Regions from separate parts of the Mus musculus genome. Here region 1 is linked to region 2. Evidence: chromatin loops called from intact Hi-C (ENCODE). Cell type or tissue: heart. All regions are shown on one strand. Each heading gives the region's core, and the rest is flanking DNA. Links, peaks and the distances in the headings are about the cores only. Region 1 holds the start of Dnali1 (dynein, axonemal, light intermediate polypeptide 1). Region 2 holds the start of Cdca8 (cell division cycle associated 8).

Evidence for each region. Peaks named below come from ENCODE experiments on the same cell type or tissue, not always from the same donor. Only the 100,000 strongest peaks of a DNase experiment are listed, where the experiment ranks them.
Region 1: it touches region 2 in a loop (4-fold over the local background); 28 of 42 quality-filtered maps call a loop at or near these places.

What each region holds. Positions count from the first base shown.
Region 1 is chr4:125,059,117-125,071,072 of GRCm38, forward strand. It overlaps Dnali1 (dynein, axonemal, light intermediate polypeptide 1), which reads right to left and starts at 6,541. Exons shown (of 6, transcript NM_175223.4): 1 at 6,402-6,541; 2 at 5,779-5,924; 3 at 4,437-4,606; 4 at 341-519; 5 at 1-36. The coding sequence starts at 6,482. Snip1 (Smad nuclear interacting protein 1) reads left to right here and starts at 7,556. Exons shown (of 4, transcript NM_175246.5): 1 at 7,556-7,836; 2 at 8,974-9,076. The coding sequence starts at 7,637. In heart, for the core only: a CTCF peak has its summit at 6,685; DNase peaks (open chromatin) are centred at 6,535 and 7,525; H3K4me3 peaks cover 2,602 bases; H3K27ac peaks cover 2,045 bases; H3K27me3 peaks cover 859 bases.
Region 2 is chr4:124,929,851-124,941,806 of GRCm38, forward strand. It overlaps Cdca8 (cell division cycle associated 8), which reads right to left and starts at 7,067. Exons shown (of 10, transcript NM_026560.4): 1 at 6,739-7,067; 2 at 6,505-6,633; 3 at 1,222-1,262. The coding sequence starts at 6,832. It overlaps 9930104L06Rik (RIKEN cDNA 9930104L06 gene), which reads left to right and starts at 7,198. Exons shown (of 5, transcript NM_177573.3): 1 at 7,198-7,483; 2 at 8,590-8,867; 3 at 10,516-10,695. The coding sequence starts at 8,593. In heart, for the core only: a CTCF peak has its summit at 7,069; a DNase peak (open chromatin) is centred at 7,131; H3K4me3 peaks cover 2,759 bases; H3K27ac peaks cover 1,926 bases.

The sequences.
Region 1 (11,956 bases), core at 2,165-10,164, 130 kb after region 2:
CTCCAAGTCCCTCTTTTCTGTCTCCAATTCTGTAATCTGAAGATAGAATGGCCATCATCCTGGGACATCCCCAAGTGGATGAGCATTGTCAGAGGCTGGGCGAGGTAACTTGGGACAGGACAGTCCGACCTAAGGCAATGCCAGGGTGTGCACTGCCACCCAGTGGGAAGTCAGTGACTGACATGGAGTGTCCTTAGACAAGACCACTCCTCACTGGGGCCTTGCAGTATTAGTGTGGAGGACACCCTCAGGGCCAGAATTCAGGGTTACAAGGACAACTGCAGGCCTTGAGATTTACAGAAGCATCTGGGAGCCATGGAAACACCGTCATCCCACTCACTTTCCTCTCCATGTCTGACTTCCCCTGTTCGGCCTGCAGTGCCTTCCTCATGCCAAATGCCACGCTGCTCTCATACAGAGTCTGGTAGGCAGCGATGGTCATGTGGATCTCGTCCCGGACACGCAGCAACAGCAGCCCTCTCTCTGCGCAGTTGATGGTGACCTCCCGGATCAGTTCGTCTTCCAACATGCACACAGGGAGATAAAAGTCATTGGTGAGAGGGCATGCACTTTGTCTGTAGCAAGTCACCTTTGCTTGGGAAGGACTTGGGATATGTTCTCAGAGGCGTGGGTCTGTGGCAATGACAGCTGGTGAAGGTAGGACACCCTACACCCATGTAAAAAGGCAGGTGCAGTGGCACGCGGATGTAACCATAGCCCTGGGGAGGTGGAGACAAAGTTCCCTAGAGCTTGCTCATCAGCTAGTCTTGCTAAATCAGTGAGCTCCAGGTTCAGTGAAAGACCCTGTCTCAAAAAATAAGGTAGAGGGGCTGGAGAGATGACTCAGCAGTTAAGATTAGTGACTGCTTTTCCAGAAAATCCATGGTTGGCAGCTAACAACCGTCTGTGACTTCAGTTCCTCAGTATTCAATACGCATTTGGGTCTCCTCAAAACTGCACAGATGTCATACATAGGTTAAAAAAAACATCCACACGTATAAGGTTTTTTTGTTTTTGTTTTTGTTTTTTTTCTGTGTGTGTCTCAAAAGAAGAAATAGAGAATGATAGAGAAAGAGGCCTGACATTGACTTCTGGTCTCCACACTTGTGCACACATGTTCAAGCATACAGCACACACAAAAACCAAATATATGCTTTACAGGAAGGCACTATGAGACGGTGCTTTCTGTGACCCAGAGAACAGGCCACACAACCACTCCTCTTAGAAAAAGCACGTCAGCGAGCTTGGCATGGAGAGGGAGACAAGAACCTCAGGTTTGTTTGTGATAAATTGGTCCCCTTGCTTCCATGTTCAGGCACAAAGTAGATAGAGGACGAACTGGTATTCTCGAATGGTGGTGTTGAATAGTACTGCTGTTAAGTCCGGGAGTGGTGGCGCACACCTTTAATCCCAGCACTCTGGAGGCAGAGGCAGACAGATCTCTGAGTTCTAGGCCAGCCTGGTCTACAGAGTGAGTTCCAGGACAGCCAGGGCTACACAGAGAAACCCTGTCTGGGAGGTTGGGGGTGGGGGCTGCTGTTGGCTTGTTTGGGACTAAGAACAGCAGGGTCAAGAACTTGCTTCTCCCCCTTTATAAGTCTTCAAATTGGAGGGCAAACCACACTCATACTGAGCAGGCTAAAGCCACCTTGCTGGAGCTGAAGCTGCCTGAGAGATTGGGAGAGTTTGCAGTTGGGAGCCCATAGCATTAGGGCAGACATCGGTAGGCAGTGGGAACATCTTCAATTCTCATACAGACATCGGTACGCAGTGGGAACATCTTCAATTCTCATGCCGTCCAACTACAAACAGCAGCAGCATTTTTCTGGAGTGTGGACTGAGTATTATTGGATAGACATAGAGGTCATTATTAATTTTCTGATTAAAATATTAGCTCATTGGACTGGAGAGCTAGCTCCATGTTTAAGAGCACTGGCTAGTTTTCCAGAGGACCAGAGTTTGGTTCCTAGCATCCATGTCTATGGTAGTTCACAATTGCCTGTAACTCCAGCTCTAGGGTATCCAATGCCCTCTTCTGTCCTCCACAGGCATCTGCATACACAGAGCATGTGTGCATACACACACACACACACACACACACACACACTAAGAATAAAATAAATGGCCAGGCAGTGGTGATGCATACCTTTAATCCCAGCACTCGGGAGGCAGAGGCAGGCAGATTTCTGAGTTCGAAGCTAGCCTGGTCTACAGAGTGAGTTCCAGGACAGCCAGGGCTACACAGAGAAACCCTGTCTCAAAAAAAATGGTGTGAAAATATATTTTATTTTTGAGGTTTATAAAAATTATATCATTTTCCTTCCTCCAACGTCTCCCATGTACACCTCCCCCCAGTGTTTCAAATCCATAGACTCTGTTGTTGTTGTTGTTGTTGTTGTGTGTGTGTTTAGTAAAGATTTTGGTTTCTTTAAAAAAAAACACAGACATTTTATAAGAAGATGTTTTCGATCTAATTCCAGGTGTGGGGTATGAGGCTGCTTCAAGTTGTTCACCAGCTGACTATGATTTGCCTCATGCTCTAGCAGAGGCGTGGGTTTGTCAGCTGCAGGTAGTTTCTGTAACCGTGTGATATTTGGAATTCTGGGAACTTTTCATACATACTAGGGCCCCAAGATTCGGGGGTGAAGGTGGGTTGTTGGTTGTTTGCTGTTGGTTGTTATTAAGTAGTTGTGCACAAAAAAAGAAACAAATGGGCTGGTGAGATGGCTCAGCGGGTAAGAGCACTGACTGCTCTTCCGAAGGTCCTGAGTTCAAATCCCAGCAACCACATGGTGGCTCACAAACATCCGTAATGAGATCTGATGCCCTCTTCTGGTGCGTTTGAAGACAGCTACAGTGTACTTACATATAATAAATAAATAAACCTTAAAAAAAAAAGAAACAATGAGAAGAGGAAACTAGATATCCTGTGAGAAGATCCAGCTGGCTCTAAGCAACTCCATGCCCCTACTCAGCAAGAAGTACTCTAATGATAATGTCACCCCCTTTCCTTTCTATCCTTCTTCCTCTCCTATCTAGTGTTAGGGGGTTGAAAGAGTGGAAAAGTGGGGAGAAGGGAGGAAGAAAAAGAACCCACAAAGTAGCAAAGAACTGGCTACATGTGTTAGTTCCTCTGTGTGTGTGTGTGTGTGTCTGTATCTGTGTGTGTGTGTATGAATTTATATATTTCTTGCTCAGTCCATATTATGTTAGTTGTGTGTATAAGTTTCCAGGGATGTTCATTTGATTATGAAAAATAAGTTAAAAAAAATAATGCCAAGCCTGGAGAGATGGCTCAGCGATTAAGAGCTGGCTGCTCTTCTGGAGGTCTTGAGTTCAATTCCCAGCAACCACATGGTGGCTCAGAACCATCTGTAATGTTATCTGATGCCCTCTTCTGGTATGTCTGAAGACAGCTACAGCAAATTCATATACATTAAATAAATAAATAAATAAATAAATAAATAAATAAATGATTTTTTAAAAATGTAATACCAGGAGTAATGACACACACCTTTTTTTTTTTTTTTGGTTTTTTTTTTTTTTTGGTTTTTTGAGATAGGGTTTCTCTGTGTAGCCCTGGCTGTCCTGGAACTAACTCTGTAGACCAGGCTGGCCTCGAACTCAGAAATTGTGAATAGAGTCGGGTGCTCTAAGTGTTGGGATTAAAGGCATGTGCCACCATGCCTGGCTTATGACACACACCTTTAACCCTAGTACTCAGGAGGCAGAGGCAGGCAGATCTCTGTGAGGCCAGGCCAGCCAGGACTAGATATTGAGACCTATATTAGCATAGACTTATTATGGAAATCTTTGGATAAAAAAAAAAACAAAACAAAGACTCAAAGTTAAAAGTCTTTTTTTAGAGGTAGCCTTGGCTAGCCTGGAAATCACTATGCAAATCAGACTGACCTCGAGCCAGAAAGATCTACCTGTCCCTGCCTCTACCTCCCAAGGGCCTGTATTTTTTTTTTGAAAGATTTATTTATTTATTATATGTAAGTACACTGTAGCTGTCTTCAGACATGCCAGAAGAGGGCGTCAGATCTCATTACAGATGGTTGTGAGCCACCATGTGGTTGCTGGGATTTGAACTCTGGACCTTCGGAAGAGCAGTCGGGTGCTCTTACCCACTGAGCCATCTCACCAGCCTGTATTAAAGGCATATACCACCATATCCAGCTAAAATGGAGTTCTTACCTTACTCCAAAAACCTATCAAAGGGAGGGAGCAGTGAGATGGCTCAGTGGGTAAAAGCCACCAAGCCTGATGACCTGAGCCACTCCCTAGCATCCATCTGGCAGAAGGAAAAAATCGACTCTTGTAAGTTGTGATGATTTCCGAAGGGGGGTGGTTGGCTTGGGGTAACCAGAGCTTGGTTTTGTGCTAGAAGGAGGCAGAGAGTGTGTGGTGCTCACACCACCAAGGCTACTCACCAAAACACTGGGAGTAGAGTTCCCTGCGCACAGGGCAGATGCCTGTCTCCCTGGCCTGCCTCTGCTGCAGCTTCAGGTCCAGCTGCTCCTGGAGATGCACCACATCCATTCTGGTGCTGGGTGTGCTGGACACCTGCTGGATCCATAGCTGTGTGTCTTCCACCCACTCCCTGTGACACAGATACAAGTCACCGAATCTGAGCAGAGGGCCCTTGGAACTCTGCCTGAGCAGGAGCAGGGGGTGGGCATAGGCAGCATTGCCATCATGCCACCCCCACTTCCTACTCTTTCCCAAGCCACGCCCACTCTGCCGCCTCCTCAGGACACCTACCTTAACATTGGGTAGATGGACAGTCTCTGTTCTCCACAAGACTACAACCCTCTGTTCCAGGTCATACCTGCCTAGCGTGTTGAGGACAGATGTGTGGTCATGTTGCTTGATTCGAATAGAAGATGCAATGGGAATTCCCCACACTGGCTTATGGTGGCGACACAGAACACCATAAACCTCATGCAAGCCACGAGGAAGCATTTGTGTGTGTTGGGAGTGTGGAGGTTCTGAAAGTGCTGTGTTTGCAATGGCTGCCCATAGTGAATTCTGTGCTGGAGGAATACCCGAATTCTGCAGTGACAGACTTGTGGGCAGAACGGCAAGAGAGGGAGAAACTTCTAAGTTGGTGGGAGAGGATCCACTAGTAAATGACACCTCTCTCTCTTGGCCTCCATCTCTGGAGAAGTTCACAGGTTCTCAGTGGTTCTCATTGGTGTGGGCATGCATAAGACTATTAGGTGGAGGGTTTTTGAGAGTTCTAGCTAGGCTGTGTAGCCCAGGCTAGCTTCAAACTCTGATCCTCCTGCCTCTGCCTCCTGAGCTCACTGGGCCTTGCCTTGTTAGACATTTATGGGCTTTTGCGACACAACTTTGCATGTGGCGCTAGCCGGCCTAGTACTCCCTTTGTAGTCCAGGCTGGTCTTGACTTTGAGGCAATTCTCCTATGTCCTGCAGAGTGCTGGGATTAAGCACATGCCGGCACACCAGGCTCTCTATGAGGACTCTTGATGGAGGGACCAAAGAATGGAGTTTAGAAGGAAGAGGACTGGTCTAGAAGACCTATATGTTAAAGCAGACATCTAAAGTCAGAAGAGTGCTCAGAACGTGGAGGGCATGGATTTAGAGGGTACCTGCTTGGCTGCAAACATACAACCATACTGAGACCCCATGAACTCCAGAAAGCTGAGAGGAAACCCAAGGTAGGGCACAGGAAGACACCTATGTTCTGGACCAAGAGCTTAGACCTTCCCCTAGTCACTGTGGGCTCCCCACCACCATCTCTCTCTCTACCTTGGAGGCAGGATGGCATTTAAGATTTCTTCTGCCTGTTTGGTAGGATCTGGGACACAGGAAGTTGAGGGCAGCTTGGCCTTGGGTGGCTGTGGGCTTGTACTAGAGGGTCCAGGCTGCTGGATGGTGACTTTCAGTGGCCGAGCCTAAGAAGAGACAGGTTGATCAGTCTAGTACCTCCAGATTTTCCTAGGTCTCTTGTACAGCCGTCCCCATTTCCAGCCTATTTCCCTCATCTGTGATCTTAAAGGAAATATGAGCTGGAGATATCCCACGAGGGATATCTGGCTCTGACCCTGTGTTTGAACTGGTGTTTCTAGAATGAGTGGTCAGGCCTCTGTTCTGACTCTCTAGACGAAGGTAAGTCACTACCAGACCTCTTCTTGGACTTGACTACCACAAACCCCATCTTTTCCATGTGACTTTTCTCATCTTAAATTTGTCCTCTAAGGTCATAGCTAGGCTTCTTGTTCTCTTCTCCCAACCTCCATCCCTGTCCCAATTCCCTTGGCTGTCAGCCCCAGCAATCTGTCCCCTGAAATTCCAGAGATCCTCAAAGCTGGGATGTCTTTTCCCCATGGGAGTTTGTAGGATCTCGCGTCCCCTGAGACGCCTGTTCATACCGTGGGGCTCCGTTTCTCTGTATTCCGGCTCACCAACACCGGGGTGTCATATTTGAGCAGAGAGTCTGCTGGGGGTATCATGGTGGCAGTAGGGGTAACAACTCCGTAGCGGCCCCTGTGGAGTCTTGTTTGCGATCACCATGGAAACCCCTCCTCTCCTTGCCCCATGGATGGGGCGGGGCCTCTGAGGAAGGCGGTGCCGGCCGCGTGCAAGTTTTGTTCTACTGTGCTTTCTCCGCAAGCACTAAGTTTCTTAGTAAAGAAGACTGGACCCCTAGCGTTAGGTCTGTTTCGGTTTATGATGAAATGGACAGACCACCTTTGATTAAAACGGAAGTCATCTAGTGACTCTATAGAGTATTTGGCGACGATTGGCATTTGGAAGCCAGAGGCTGGCAGATCTTTGTGGATTCCAGGACAGCCAAGGCTATATAGAGACACTATTTCAAGAAACAAAAAAGAGTTTCACATTGTTGAGTGTCTGTGTTTCGTAACTACTAATAACGCGCAAGGAACAGAGCTGGGTTAGCTTTCCCACAGGTTTTTTTCTTTTTTCAAAAAAAAAAAAAAAAAAAAAAAAAAAAAGCTGGGCGATGGTACCACACACCTTAATGACAGCATTTGGGAGTCAGAGGGAGGCAGAGTTCAAGGTCAGCCTGGTTATAGAGTGACTTCTAGAACAGCCAGGGTACACTGAAAACCTGACTATGACGGGGGGGGGGGGAGATTGTCATATATATTTTTTTGAGGTTCTGGGGACTAATCCAGGGCTTCGTACTCGCGAGGCAAACGCTCGCTCGGTAACTAAGCTACAATCTCAGCCTTCCCTCCCCTTTTAACTCTTGATTTCTATTTGGCGGTGCTGAGGATGAATTCAGAGCTTTGCGATCTATCCGAGCTACAACTTTTTCAGATTTTGAGACAGTTTCACTAAATTGCCCAGGTTGGCCTCGAAATTACTGCGATCCTCCTGCTTCAGCCTCCCGGGGGGTTGGCCCTGCCTTTTCAGTACTCCAGCCACACCTCCCAGCAGCGGGGACCCCGTGGCCACTCGCGCCGGCGTCCCCAGCGTCTGAGACTCAAACACCTGGGGCCCCGCCCATCAGGGGGGCCGACACCGTGAAGGCTTCTGGGATAGCGCGCTGCCCGGAAGCGGAAGTGCAAAGCTGTCCGTCACTTCCTACGGCTCAAGTGGCTCAACGGACCGTGCAAGTGACTCTCGGTCGGGCCGCAGGATGAAGGCGGGGAAAAGCGAGCGGGAGCGGAGCGGCCGGCGGCGACACCGGTCAGGCGACGCTCTGACGACCGTGGTGGTGAAACAGGAGCGTCTGAGCCCCGAACCCGTCGCGCACCGCCGGCCCGACGCTCCAGCCGCTAGCCTGTCCCCGCCCGCCGCCGAGCCTGGCCACTCGGGTCACCGCGGGAGCCGAGCCCGGTAAGCGAGCCGGTGATTGGGCGGAGGACGGGATGGCGCGGGGGCCGGTGGTGCGAGCGGCTCTGGAGTGCAGAGCACCTGTTGAGTTGAAATGAGATTTCCCCCGCCTGCCCGCGAGTGGATGGTGCGAGTGGCTTCTCCCCTCGTCTGCCTACAAAGACACGTTGGGTCTTGGCGACTTCTTCGCAGCACTCATTCGCCAATGCCTCCATGTGGCATCGATTTATTGAGTGCGTAGTGTGGGTTAAAGATCAATTGGAGGTACTGGGTCACAAGGCAAAGAAGAGAGATGCTTTTTCCTTGGCGAAGTTGGGCAGGCTCTAACTCGAAGAAGGAAAACAACAAATAGATAATTTCAGTCAGTATTAAAGACAGATCAAAACGGCAGTGTGGTAGCGAGAGGCTGGGTAGAAAAAAGAGAGGGCTTGTACAGAGGTGCTCCTTAACGGAGACCTGGCTGGTAGGATTGATCCATTCTCTTGAGTCAAGAGTCTTTTAGCAAAGACTCCAGGAAGGACCAACCCACTGTGGTCGGGCATGCTTGTAACCCAGCAGAGGGGATGCTGAGACAGGAGGTTTCTGAGTGTATACACACAAACACGGCGCGTGCACGATTATGACAGAAAAATATATACATAGAACCTGAGCTGGAATTCTGTTTGTTTTAGAAGTTGAACAACAGCAGCAACAAAAACAAAAACAAAACAGCCAGCATATCTGGAATTGAGAGATGGAGCAGCATTGTAGGCTGGTAGGAAGGATGTGGGATGGAGGACAGGGCAGGGCCCTGAGACCTGCCAAGGGATTGGTTTTGGTTGTTGGAGAAGGGAGTTGTGTTAGGGAAAAAACCAGGCTAGATTGGCTTCCTGGATAGTAGTGCCAGATAGTAGGATGGCGCATCCGGAGAAGAAAGGTTTCTGAGGCGTTGGGGTTGGAGAATAAGGTTGTCTAGGTGAGAAGGCTTAGCAGGCCATTGTGTATGTGGTTGGGAGAAGTGTTTATGGGAAGTGAAGGCCTGCTGTGGCTACTGATCTCACAGATGTGTTGTGTTTAGTAGGTGAGCCTGATCCTGGAAGCTAACTTACTTTCGGGAAGGAACTTTGAGGTAAAAAATCCTGTGTACCATTCTCTGTAAAGGTCCCCAGCCAAGAAGAAAAGCAAGTCCTCTGGGAGAAGAAGCAAGTCACCACGGACCAAGAGAAGCCAGAGTCCCCACTACCCCATGGTCAAAGTGAAGCAGGTGAGTGAGTGAGTGAGTGAGTGGGCAGGGACCATGGGTGGAAAGCTCCAGCCCAGAGCTGTTGCTGAACCCCAAGAGGTTGGCAGCCAGGTGTGGACATGCTTCCTTGTCACTGCAGTGGGCTTTTCTAAAAATGGGATATGTATTTGGGGCTGTTTTTCCTGAAATTTTAACGTTTGGAGACAATTGTTGATTTGATTCTGATAACTCTTGTCAGAAATAATACGGAGAGATGTACATATCCATGTTTCTCTCAATGGCAACTTCTCGCACAGCTGGACAGTGTCGTGGTCAGGACACAGACGTTTCACCACCATCAAGGTGCCTCATGATGTCTGATACTTCTCCGCCTTTATCCTTCCTTACCTCCTGGCTGGCCGCTTCTCTCTTTCTATTGTTCTGGATGCACACTTAAGCCCAGGGTCTTTAGGTTAGAAGATTGTCCTTGGTGCTGTTGAAACCAGCACAGATGGGTCACGTTGGGTCTGTGAGTGCCCATGTGCTGTAGGACCAGTTTTTCTTTTTCTTTCTTTTTTTTTTTTTTTTTTTTGAGACAGGGTTTCTCTGTGTAGCCCTGGCTGTCCTGGAACTTACTTTGTAGACCAGGCTGGTCTCGAACTCAGAAATCCGCCTGCCTCTGCTCCCGAGTGCTGGGATTAAAGGCGTGTGCCACCACGCCCGGCTAGGACCAGTTTTTCAAAGGACATTGGTTGTCTCCATTGAATTATTTTACTCCCACATTGAAACTCAGTCAGGTATATGTCTATCCATGCAGACTCGATTACTGCACTTGCATAGTAAGTCTCAAACTGAATGTCCTCTTTGCTGCATATGAGCTGCCATGTGGGTGCTAGGAATTGAACCCAGGTCCTCTGGAAAAAGTAGCCAATGCTCTTGTCTGTTGCGCCATCTCTCCACACCACCCTCCTCTTTTTCTTTTTTTCCTTTTAGCTGTTCTGGTTCTTTCGTCTCCATCTCTATGTAAATGTTCGAGAGTGTGTGTGTGTGTGATAAAAATCTTTTAAAAATAGTATTTTTTTGCATGTGTATGAGTGCTTTCCCCGCCCCTGCATGTATGTGTATGCACTGTGTATGTCTGGTGCCCACAGGGTCCAGAAAAGAGTACCAGAGTCTCCAGAACTTGAGTTAAGGCTGGCTGCAAGCCACCTCATGGGTTCTAGCAACTGACCCAGCTCCTCTGGAAGAACAGAAAGTGCTCTAACTGTAGAGTTACCTTCTAGATTCCTTAGTAACATCTCGAAAGAGGCAGGTGTTGTGGTGCGTGCATGTAATTCTATGCTGAGGCAGGAGGATCACAAGTTCAATACTGGTTTTAAACAATTACTGAGAAACTGTCTCAAAAGTAGAAAGAGCTAGGGATAAATTTAGAAGTTGAGTGTTTCCAGCCCTGAATCCTAGTCCCATTACCATTACATATGTATGCATATTAATGCAATATTAGCCTTACAAGGAAGAAAATTCTGACACATGCTACAAAATGTCTGAACCCTGATGACTTGCTTAATAAACTGGGAAAAATTTGCATGATTTCATATTTTTGTAGTTGAGACAGGGTATCTATCTCCTGCTAATTAGGCCCTGGTTGGCCTGAAACTTGCTTGGCAGCACAGGCAGGCCTAGAACGCTTAATGATTCTCCTGCCTCGGCCTTCTGAGTACTGATATTAAAGGTATACCATCAACTGAACTTCACCAGCAGTGTGTGTGTTGTGTGTCTGTCTGTCTGACTGTCTGTCCGCCCCTTTGGAGACAGGTTCTTGTTCTCATTCTCTCTCTAACCCCTAGAGATCCACCTACCTCTGACTACTGAGGCTGGGATTAGAGGTGTGCAGTCCTTCCTCTCCTGACAGGAATTGCTAATCTGAGAAGATTCCTATTTCCTTTAGCATTGGTGCTCTGGTTATTAGAACAAATGTCTTCAGGGTTGGTTAAGTGTAGGTTTCTTCTGGAAACTGCTGCCGTCATGCTTTGCCCTTGGAGCTATTGCAGTACAAGTGGTCTCTCATTGGTCTGTTGTTCTTTCCACACAGGTTTCTCTGTGTAGCCTCAGCTGCTCTGGAACTCTTTGTACACCAGGCTAGCCTCAAACTTAAGAGTTCTGCCTCTGCCTCCTGAGTGCTGGGATTAACAAACGGTGTGTGTCACTGTGCCGAGAGCTCACTGGTCTATTGACTCTGTGTATTGCTGTTTTCTGCCAGGTTGATTTTCAGTATGTGTGTCCATTTTGTCAGGAGTTTGGAAACTGCTAAGTAGTACCTTCTTGTAGGTTTCTTGAGGCGTTCACATTTCTTAGGTTTATCCATAGATGTTTGAATCATCTCTATAATTGCTGAACTGAAGCTTTTGAAATTATTTCAATTCCTTTTGGCCTATGAGGAAGTTAGCCTTTCCCTTTACATATCTTAAATGCGACTGCTTTGTTTTCTACACCTGCTGCCCTGTGAGTGCCTGCAGGTGACTGAGGTTTGTCGCCTTGTTTTGAGGGATCTGGATGTGGGCTTGAGGAAGAGTGTGGTGTATGGAGTCTAACTGGCCCTTCGGGGGAAGAACCACACTGATAGCCTTGTGTGGATAGGAATTTGTTCTGAATACCAGAATCCAGGTCACAGATGTGTTGTTGTTGTTTGAGACTGTTTTGCCTATGTGGGTGTTTTGCCTGCATGCCTGTCTGTACACCACATAGATGTAGTGCCCACATTTGCCATAAGAAGGCATTGGATCCTTTTGGAACTGTAGTTGTAGATGGCTGTGAACAGCTTTGTGGGTGCTGAGAACTAAACATGGGTCATCCGGAACAGCAGTCAGTGCTTTTAATTGCTGAGCCATCCAGCTCCTGCAGCTTGTTCACAGAGTGGATGCC
Region 2 (11,956 bases), core at 2,753-10,752:
GGCCACAGAACTCCCATGCCCTTCTGCTATGCACTCCCTCCCACCCCAGTGGCTCTTGAACCCTGTTTGTTTAGGGGTGTGTGGAGGAACACAGGCATGGCTGACTGTTGGCCACAGGCGATCAGCTTACTTTTAGGCCTTTATTCCATAGGATGTGCTCTGAGCTCCAATCCTCTGAGGGTATAGATGAGTTCCCTGGCAAACAGCACCCCATCCAGTGTGCCTGAGACTTTCTAAAGGTCACTTCATTATTATAGACCCAGGCAAGGCTAGCAGATGTTCACTGTGACTAGCAAAGAACTCTCACCACTGTAACCATGGAGCTGCACAGGACAAAAGGCCAAATATTCTAATACAAGATGCTCTCATTTCTGTAGTCTTATGAAACTAAGAGGGCAGGGAGTAGGGACTGGACAGACAACTCTGGTTGAAAGCACTAGTTGTTCTTACAAAGGACCCAAGTTCAATTCCCAGGACCTACCTACATAGTGGCTCACAACCTTCTGTAACAGTTCAAGGGATCCAACACCTTCTTCTGACATCCATAACCAAGCATGCATGTGATACACATACATACATGCAGGCAAAAAATAAGGATTTAAATAAAGAAATCCTTAAAAAAGTAAGGCAATATAGAACATGTGGGCAAGAAGGTGGACAAATCTCCAAATATGCATATAACCCTGTGTTCCTTGGTCCCATGGAGGTAGGCAGGAGGCTCATGAGTCCCTGGCCAGCCTGTGTGAGACTGACTCAGGAAATCAAAAAGTAACTAAGATGGAGTAGCATTTGTGTATAACTTAAAATGTCTTATAGTTTGTTTAAAGTTTCTCTAAACAAGTCAGAACACTTAACATGAGGTAAATACTATATAGATAGTTGCTCAGTTGTAGCCCTTAGAGAATAAGTATGTAAATATTTAGTGTAGATACAATCTATTTTTTCTGAACATTTCTGACCCATGGTTTGTTGTAAGCCCAGAGAAGCAGCTCACAGATGGAAGGAGGGACTGTCACACAACACACTCCTTTTTTAGGACTGAGATCTATTTGGACTTCATGCATACAGTAACGACACAAGTATAATTTTTTTCAGTTGACACAGATAATATCCCCTGACAAAACCTTTTCTACATTAGACATGCAGTAGTTGGATTTTTTTTTTTTTTGACAGAATTAAACTTACAAACTGACCAACTCAAAACCAAGATGGTTCACTTACTTTTGCTGCCTCTTCCAGGGCCTGCTTGTTTCCTCCTAGGGCTTAAAAAGAACATCATATTTCGTTACTCTCAGGTTTGAACGATGACTGCCTTTCTAGCACCACCAATTTTCTTTCTCAATCAGAGCAGCAAAGCCTTCCCTCTAGTACTATCTTTAGATCTTTCTCCAGTGAGACCCTCCTGGTCTTAGCTAGTGGCTCTACCATCTCTGTCCTCAGAGTTCCTCTTGTTTCCCAAACAGGCTATCCTCAGACTCAGAGCTTGGATATAAGTGTTTCTTCTGATCAGTAGACTTTTCTGTATCTTAAAAAGTGCTATTCATTCTATAAAACTCAGCTCAAATGCCACATTAAAACTACTTCAGCCAGGCGTGGTAGCGCACGCCTTTAATCCCAGCACTCGGGAGGCAGAGGCAGGCAGATTTCTGAGTTCGAGGCCAGCCTGGTCTACAGAGTGAGCTCCAGGACAGCCAGGACTACACGGAGAAACCGTCTCGAAAAATGGAAAAAACAAAACAAAAAAAAACCTACTTCAAACTGTAAATATTTATATACAAAGTACAACAAATTATTCAAAAGCTACTAAAGCTACTTAGATGTCTACTCCCGCCTGAACTGAATTCGAGATAATATCCCTTGGTCCTGGCAAAAAGATATAGAATGAAAGCTTAGGTGAGCTCCTTATTACAAGTCTTCACGGTCCCAGCAGTGACGGCGCACGCCTTTAATCCTAGTACTTAGGAGGCAGAGGCAGGCGGATCTCACAGTCAGACACCAGCCTGTGTTACAGAATATTTGTGAACCCCAGGACTGTGCTATTTACTAGAAAAACTCGTTTTTAGTTGTGTGGCTCAGCCTTAACATACACCTTTAATCCAAGAGCTTTTTGCTTGAGTACTGTAAACATGACTAAACAGAGTCAACCATAGGTCAAAAGATAGAGCAGGCAACCAGCTGACAGGAAGTGAGCATACGATTATTAGGAAAAACCATAGAGAGTAAGAACAAGTCAGGAGGGTAGATAGAGAGACATACAGGAAGTAGAAGGGAGGGGCATTCAATCTGAAGGTTTCTTGAGATGGCCTGAGAGAGGCATGCCTTCTAGGACATCAGCTGAGGGGGAAGGTCAGCTGGGTGCTCTCTCTGTCTCTCTGAGCTAGTAGGCTCTCACCTCAGCATCTGGCTCCCAAGTCTTCATAGGGAAAATCAAACTATTGAGATTTTGTTAAATCAATAAGCCTGGTCTAGAGAATGGATTCCAGGACAGCTGGGGCTACACAGAGAAACCCTGTCTCAAGAAAAAGACAAAAACAAAACAAAACAAAACAATGACCACAATTTAAAAAAAAAGACAAAGAACTCCTCATGGAATCCAGGGTCTACAGTTAAGATCCTGGGCCTTACAGACAGAATGATGGGGAGCAAACAGACTCTGCCTCCATATGTGAGAACCTGAGTAATGTATCTCTCTGGGCCCCAGTGTTATCCTCCTAAAACTGGCCTATTTGCCAGCGTGGTGGCACATGCCTTTAATCTGAGAACTTTGGAGATAGAGGCAGGTGGATCACAAGTGTGTTCAAGGCCACCTTGATTTATATAAGAGTTCCAGAATAGCTGGGGTTATTAGGGCTGCAAAGAGAGCCTGTCTCAAAAACAAAACTGGCTCATCCTATTAATGCTTATTCAGTTCATACTTACTGGCTGCTACTCCCATCTTGTTTGTCGTACTTTATTTCTAAATTCTGTATGAATTTTTAAGCGGTCCTTCTCCACTACCCCTGTGGTGGGACAATGTCTGCTTTTCCTAGGTGCATCTTTAGTGCCTAGCCTAGTGAGTGACACTTAACTTTGTAGAAATGAATGAACAGAAAGATTAATAAGGCATGACAGAAGAATTTTGTTAGCAAAACATGCACTTGTACCTAGGAAGGAGGAGGCACACTGGTAGATATAGTGATGAGGAAGGCAGAGGAAGCAGCTGGAGAGAAAGGAGCCTCCATGCTTCCTCAGGGGTTTCACAAATGGCGGGAAATGGGCTGACATTTTTCTCTGGTCAGAAAACCACTCTTATCTTTTTTTTTTTTCTCCTCAAGACAGGGTTTCTCTGTGTAGCCCTGGCTGTCCCGGAACTCACTTTGTAGACCAAGCTGGCCTCGAACTCAGAGATCCACCTGCCTCTGCCTCCCAAGTGCCAAGATTAAAGGCGTGCACCACCACTGCTCGGCTATGATTATCTTGTTATGTTCACCTGGCTTTGTTTCAGAAGGAGACTAACTTGTTCTGCTTATTCAAATTATTCAAAAGCTACTAAAGCTACTTAGATGTCTACTCCCGCCTGAACTGAATTCGAGATAATATCCCTTGGTCCTGGCAAAAAGATATAGAATGAAAGCTTAGGTGAGCTCCTTATTACAAGTCTTCACGGTCCCAGCAGTGACGGCGCACGCCTTTAATCCTAGTACTTAGGAGGCAGAGGCAGGCGGATCTCACAGTCAGACACCAGCCTGTGTTACAGAATATTTGTGAACCCCAGGACTGTGCTATTTACTAGAAAAACTCGTTTTTAGTTGTGTGGCTCAGCCTTAACATACACCTTTAATCCAAGAGCTTTTTGCTTGAGTACTGTAAACATGACTAAACAGAGTCAACCATAGGTCAAAAGATAGAGCAGGCAACCAGCTGACAGGAAGTGAGCATACGATTATTAGGAAAAACCATAGAGGGTAAGAACAAGTCAGGAGGGTAGATAGAGAGACATACAGGAAGTAGAAGGGAGGGGCATTCAATCTGAAGGTTTCTTGAGATGGCCTGAGAGAGGCATGCCTTCTAGGACATCAGCTGAGGGGGAAGGTCAGCTGGGTGCTCTCTCTGTCTCTCTGAGCTAGTAGGCTCTCACCTCAGCATCTGGCTCCCAAGTCTTCATAGGGAAAATCAAACTATTGAGATTTTGTTAAATCAATAAGCCTGGTCTAGAGAATGGATTCCAGGACAGCTGGGGCTACACAGAGAAACCCTGTCTCAAGAAAAAGACAAAAACAAAACAAAACAAAACAATGACCACAATTTAAAAAAAAAGACAAAGAACTCCTCATGGAATCCAGGGTCTACAGTTAAGATCCTGGGCCTTACAGACAGAATGATGGGGAGCAAACAGACTCTGCCTCCATATGTGAGAACCTGAGTAATGTATCTCTCTGGGCCCCAGTGTTATCCTCCTAAAACTGGCCTATTTGCCAGCGTGGTGGCACATGCCTTTAATCTGAGAACTTTGGAGATAGAGGCAGGTGGATCACAAGTGTGTTCAAGGCCACCTTGATTTATATAAGAGTTCCAGAATAGCTGGGGTTATTAGGGCTGCAAAGAGAGCCTGTCTCAAAAACAAAACTGGCTCATCCTATTAATGCTTATTCAGTTCATACTTACTGGCTGCTACTCCCATCTTGTTTGTCGTACTTTATTTCTAAATTCTGTATGAATTTTTAAGCGGTCCTTCTCCACTACCCCTGTGGTGGGACAATGTCTGCTTTTCCTAGGTGCATCTTTAGTGCCTAGCCTAGTGAGTGACACTTAACTTTGTAGAAATGAATGAACAGAAAGATTAATAAGGCATGACAGAAGAATTTTGTTAGCAAAACATGCACTTGTACCTAGGAAGGAGGAGGCACACTGGTAGATATAGTGATGAGGAAGGCAGAGGAAGCAGCTGGAGAGAAAGGAGCCTCCATGCTTCCTCAGGGGTTTCACAAATGGCGGGAAATGGGCTGACATTTTTCTCTGGTCAGAAAACCACTCTTATCTTTTTTTTTTTCTCCTCAAGACAGGGTTTCTCTGTGTAGCCCTGGCTGTCCCGGAACTCACTTTGTAGACCAAGCTGGCCTCGAACTCAGAGATCCACCTGCCTCTGCCTCCCAAGTGCCAAGATTAAAGGCGTGCACCACCACTGCTCGGCTATGATTATCTTGTTATGTTCACCTGGCTTTGTTTCAGAAGGAGACTAACTTGTTCTGCTTATGTTCTGCTTCTGTAACCCCGCCCATTTTGCTTGCTAAATCCCCCATTTGAAGACGCACCCCCCCCCCACCCAACCACTGAGCTGTAAGAGACTTGACTTCCTCACATCCAATGCCGATCTCTCAAACCCAGCCGTAGGGGGAGGCAGCCTGCATACACTAATGAAAACGCTTGCGTTAATTTATTTGGCCGTGATGATTTGTGATTTGTCTTTTGTTTTTGTTTTTTATTTTGGTTCTTCGAGACAGGGTTTCTCTGTATAGCCCTGGCTGTCCCTGAACTCACTCTGTACACCAGGCTGGCCTCGAACTTAGAAATCCACCTGCCCTGCCTCCCAAGTGCTGGGACTAAAGGCGTGCGCCACCACTGCCCGGCCTACTCCTATCTTTGTAGTTCACAAGACAGAGCTGTTTGAGGATACTGTCCGAAATGAGCTCTGACAAAAAACAAATAATTTTTCTCTTAATTTATTCATTCATTTTAGAAGGCTGAGTTTGTACAAGTATTTCCCGGATGTGTGAAAATTATGTGAAATTGACATTTCAGTTTGCCCAGAAATCAAACTCATCACGGCTCTTTTGGAACTGTAACAGAAATGCAGTTCCAGAACTCAAGACTGTTTGTTACCTGGCCTGCTAAGGACAGTGGTTTGCCTACCACTGGCCTGGCTGGATGGCAGGCAGTTTCCAGTGGGGCTGAGCAGTAGGGTCTCCCCAAAAGATGGATGTGTTCTCCCAAAACACTCCCCCTGGATACAGAGATGCTGAGAAGACATGATGCGTCCTGCTCTTACAGTCCTCTCCCTCCGCTGTTAAGCTGCAGGACAACTCTTACTGTCCTACTGAGCGACTGCATCCCTGCCTATTGGCAGGTAGGCTAGCATAGGTTAGGTCATGTCAGTGCGGAACAGCCTCCCCCAACCCCTGAAAAACCTTCAATTATCAGCTCACTTTGTACTATAGATTTGAGATCTCGGCCTCGCCCCTCTTCCTTCAGGCCTCCATCATTCTATTTCTGGTATATCTCTTCTAAAGCTCTCCCATTCAAACGTGAAGGTGAGATGCACTGTCCTAATAGCGCTCATCTGAAGGGTAATTCATGCCTACTTCTTTCCTATGGGCCCACCATTCTTTTATAAGTTATGACAGATGGCAATTTCCTACCGGTGGTTATTTTAGACCTTATTAAGAAGGGGACATCTGAATGAGTCCCTACAATAAGCTTTCAAGATAAGCACTCGTTGGTCACGGGGAAAACGCTAGCAGCTCTTACCGAAGTAGTCAAGCCACTTCATCCCTTGCAGCGCCTTGGGGAGCCGAAGGATCTCGATGTTGTACAGATTTTCCACCTCCTTGAGGAGGGTCTGTCTGTCGGACTCAATTTGCTTGGTTCGAACTTGCACTGCAAAGAGGTGAAAGCGGACGGATCCCGCGTCAGGTGTGCGAAGCCGTCGCATCCGCGTCCCAACCCACCCAAAACCCACGATCACGCGAATCCACCCCTTACCCTCGCGGTCGAAGTCCTTCAGGAAGGAGGCGAGCTTCCGGCTCCGCAGCGTGTTGGTCCTGGTTCCGCGGCTGCTGCGTTTCTTGGGAGCCATGGCGCCTGGCTGCGTCGAGCGAGGGGCCAAGCAGCCGGCTCCGCGACTGAGACGGGGAGAGGGTGTGAGCGGTCGGAGAGCTGAGAAAGTTCAGTCGTTGGAGTCTAGGTTTCCAGAACTCTGCCGAAACCTACCTGCAGGTCCCAAAACACAGTCTGAGGAACCCTCACAGCTCCAACTAAGGGACGGGCGGCTCCTCGGTTAACCGCCACCCAATTCAAACTCAACGGGCACAGCCTAGCCAATAGCAAATCGCCGTCTTAGGACGGTTCTCACCACGCCCAATCACAATAAAGCTTCTTCTCCTTCCGCCAGCCAATCCTCATGGAGGACTTCAATGCCCAGATGTCATTGCGGCACACGCCATCTTTTCGCGACTCCAGAGTCGTGCTAACTGGAAGTAGAGTGGTGAGTTCGTTCTTGTGAATAAGCGCGGTGTAGTTTTTGATGTACTCAGCGTTGACATCGCAGGATTTACGTTTTCCTGTTGATTTAGGGCTGGAAATCTTAAAGAGAGGCGACAAGACTGACTCCAGAAGCACAGGTCCCGGAACAGACAGACCCCAGAGACTCGCAGTCTAAAGCAGATTGCCCTGTCGTGAAGAAACCCCTTCGGAAGACCCGAAGCAACGGTCTTCCTGCAGAGAGAAGGTAAGAGGACCGCCAGAATCAATATTCTTGAGTGTCCGCGGTTACAAGACAGAGACACAGCTCCACTCTGCAGCGTGGGGAGTTGCCCTAGCCTTTTAAGGACTTGAGCTCAGTTGATGGCCCTGACGCTGAAAAGAACTCAGCACTAGCTGAGCTCAGTTGATGGCCCTGACGCTGAAAAGAACTCAGCACTAGCTGATTTATGAAGCAGAGTTACATGAACATATTTGCTACGGGGCCTCACCATATAACGCTGGCTATCTTGGAAGTCTCTGTGTATACTAGTTTGGCCTCGAACTCACAGAGATCTGCTTGTTTCTGTCTTTCCAGTGCTAGGATTAAAGATGCATTCGACAACTCCCAGCCTATGGCTGTTTTAAATACAGGCATAAGCACAAGAATTAAGAGAGAGAGGCAGGCACCTAGGCATAAAAGACACTTGCATGCTCCTCAGAGAATCTCAGAAAGTTAGACATAGCCACGTGGGTATGAGATTCTCTAGGGAGATCAGCAGTTGATTTTCTTTCTTTTCCCCCAGTTTCTTGAGACCAGGCTGGCCTCAAACCCAAAACCCGGCTCTGCTTCCAGAGGGCTGGAATTAAAGTCATGTTACATTAGCCACAATTACTTATTTTGGTGGCTTTCAGTTTACATCTCAAAAGGGTTTCTAAAAACCCTTGTGACTCCCTTCAAACAAGAAGTTGTTTGATAAGAGAAGTAAGTGAGGTGGCTTTCAAGATTCTTTGATGGTATTAAATCCTACAGATGTAAATGGGGTAGTGTGTGTCCTTTCTCTGTAAATGGGATTCCTGGTGAGATTTCTAGAACATGGAAGATTTACAGCAGGAAGGAAGAAAGGCTGTTCACAGTTGGTAAGTGTACTTGCAGGAATTCTTCCTTCATTGTTGGCTGAAGGTGTCAGCCCACTTCCAGGACTAGGAGTTCTTGTTTGTGTCCCCCAAAGTCTCCCTACCTTTCATTATTGCCTTGGGACTATTTGAAGACCAACAGCTGGTCTTCTCCTGAGGTCGGAAATGACGCAGCCTTGATGCAGGCCCTCCCTTCTGGTACCCTGACTCCCTTTTGTTTTGTTTATTTTTTCCCAGAAAATGGCTCATGACCAGCCTCTGCTGGTTGTGCAGGAGGCCCTGAGGAAGTGCTTCCCTGTGGTGGAGGAACAGCAGAACCTGTGGCAGAGCACCCTGCAGGACTGCTCGCCCCTCCTGTCCTCTCTCAGTAACCTGGCTGAGCAGCTGCAAGCCGCACAGAGTCTGCGCTTTGAGGATGTGCCAGCCCTGCGTCCCTTTCCAGACTTACAGGAGCGGTTGAGGCGCAAGCAGCTGGAGGCTGGTGACGTTGTTCTGGACAAGCTAGCTGAGCGGCTGTAAGAGGCTCTGTTGTCCCCCTTTGTTGATGGACAGATCTTAATGCCGCATGGCATCCCAGCCTCAGTCAGGGGGTCCTACAGAAATCGACAAAAGCAAGTCAGGAGTAATCATGCTGGAGCTAAGTTGAATGTCTGTGAGTTCGAGGCCAGCCTGGACTACATTGTAAGACCATGCATGTCTTTAAAACAAAACAAAACAACCCAAATCAGGCCAGGTGTTTAATCTCAGCACTAAGGAGGCATATACAAGCAGATCTCTGAGTTCAAGGCCAGTCTGGTCTACATAGAGAGTTCCAAGGCAACCAGGGCTACACAGATAAACCCAGTCTCAAAATAAATAAGTAAGTAAACAAACAAATAAATAAAAATAACCCCAAACCAACTAAATAAATGGAAGAAATTACAAAAGCAGAAAAGAAGAGGGTGGCGAGGAGTGCAGCCCTCTTCTGTCGTTGTCCTTGGTGTACTGCAGTTCAGGGAGAGCTGGGAGTAAGGACTGTGTGTCCGGGACCTTGTACACCTCTGCCTTATACCTGTCTATGCACTTGGAAGCAAGAAAAGGGAAACTCAAACTGATTGTCCTGATCACAGAGTCCGTGAGAAATAGAGCCAGGAATCTGAAGTGGGCCTGCCACTTAAGCTGGGGCTTCTTACCACCACCTGGTTCTACACACAAGTGGATACATGTGTAACTAAGTAGCCCAAGAAACAGTAACAACACAGGTGTTACACAGATACTCTGTTTTCTGCTTTTTTTTTTTTTTTTTTTTTTTTTTTTGGTTTTTTTGGAGACAGGGTTTCTCTGTATAGTCCTGGCTGTCCTGGAACTCACTTTGTAGACCAGGCTGGCCTCGAACTCAGAAATCCGCCTGCCTCTGCCTCCTGAGTGCTGGGATTAAAGGTGTGCGCCACCACACCCGGCTTCTGCTTGTTCTTGATGTTAGTCATCGACTATAAGCAGGTCTTACACACTTGAGGATTTTGGATTGTTTCCTGTTTTTACACCATAAGCCACAGTAGGATATTTAGAGCTAGCGTTCTGGGCTAGAGGATCCCTTGTCCATTGGGAAGTTGCAGCCTTTGTTTTAGTGATGGGTTCCTTAGAGTCAGCATTCGAATACTATGTAGCCACTGCCAAAGGCACTTTACACACATCATAGTATTTATCTTTCCAGTGACAATTCATTCACTGATTGTGTGTTTGCTGTTCTTGGGAAACACAGTGAGCAATGAAGCCTTTATGCACAGGGGAAATAACTCACATTCTCAAGCAGTCTGTGCATGTCGAGCCCACATTGCCATTGAAGAACTGGCCAGACAAGGGCAGTTAAGATGGCTCCTGGGGTAGAGGCACTTGCCGTGTAAGCCTGATGACCTGGGTTCAATCCACGGGCCCATGGAAAGGTGGAAGGACAGAGTGGATGCCACAAAGTAGCCCTCTGATCTCCAAGCATACTCTGTCATGTGCATGCCCTTCCCTCATACTAAATTAACAAGGGTATAGCTCAGTGGTAGACCGCTTCCCTAACACGTCTAAGGGTTTGAGTCCCCTCTGAAACAAAACTTAACAGGACAGTAGTGGTTTGAGAAGGCTTACCCCCTATCTTTTTTTAGGATACTGCCTAACACCCTCCTTTTCCCACAGAGCCACCCTCCTCAAGGTCCGTAACACCATCAACAGCCACGTGGAGCAGGTGTTTCAGGCCTACGAGCAGCATGCGGCTGTGCTAGACATTGACACCGTCCTGCGCCCCTCAGTTGTGAGCCCCTCTGTGGCTGACATGTTGGAGTGGCTGCAGGACATCGACAGACATTATGGAAGCTCATATCCTTCGAGTGCTTCCTGACTGACTGCCCAGAGCCGCCCCTAGAGGCTGCAGCAGGTGCAGACTTCACAGGGTCAGCAGGCTGTATAATTCACAGGGTCAGCAGGCTGTATAATTCACAGGGTCAGCAGGCTGTATAATTCACGGGGTCAGCAGGCTGTATAATTCACGGGGTCAGCAGGCTGTATAATTCACGGGGTCAGCAGGCTGTATAATTCACGGGGTCAGCAGGCTGTATAATTCACGGGGTCAGCAGGCTGTATAATTCACGGGGTCAGCAGGCTGTATAATTCACGGGGTCAGCAGGCTGTATAATTCACGGGGTCAGCAGGCTGTATAATTCACGGGGTCAGCAGGCTGTATAATTCACGGGGTCAGCAGGCTGTATAATTCACGGGGTCAGCAGGCTGTATAATTCGTTGCAGTTCTCTAGTGCTCAGACTTGGATTCTTCTTGCACTTGTCTTTTGTTAACTAGTCATTCCTTAGAGTTTATTTATCTGCTAGGCACTACTCTTAAGTGCTGGGAGCAGGCATAAAAAGGGGGACTGCATAGTGTCAGATGTGGTGAGTGTTAAATAAGGCAGAGAAGGTGAGGGGGAATGTGATTTTAATAGTGTGGTCAGTGCAGGGACCCATGAGGCAGTGACATCCTGAGACAATGATGCTCACAGCATTTGAGCCAAGTTTGCAAGAGGGAAGGAATGAGCCATGTGGGTGTTTGGAAGAAGAGTGGTCCAGGCAGAGGCTACATGGCGTGAGCTTGTCTGGTACATGTAAGAACTGCCATAAAGCCAGTGGGGGCAAGGGCAGGGCAGGGCCGGGCAGGAGGAGAGTGACAGAGGGCCTTGATTTTTGAGAAGGATCTTGAAGGTTTTGGCTGTTACTCTGAAGTCAAAGTTCTCAGAAGCTTTAAGCAGAACCATGTGGTCAAGGCCTGTGCTTAACAGTGCTGTGTTCTGAAGAACAGTTGGCATGGCGGGAAGCAAGCCTGAGAGCAGGAAATTAGCCGCAGTCCTGACCTTTTCTCCATTCGTGCCCATGGCTGTCATCTGACCCTGGTTTTGCTCCTGGTCTTGAGTCTCAGTTTCCTGTGCTGCCTCCAGCTGGCTCGCTTAGTGAACTCCAAATTCAAGTTTAAAGCTGAACATGGACCAGCAATGCCCACTGTGTTACTGATTTTCATGTTGTGATTAATATCGAACACGAAGCAGGACAGACAGATTTATTTCAGGTCATAGCTGAGGGATATGTCCGTCAC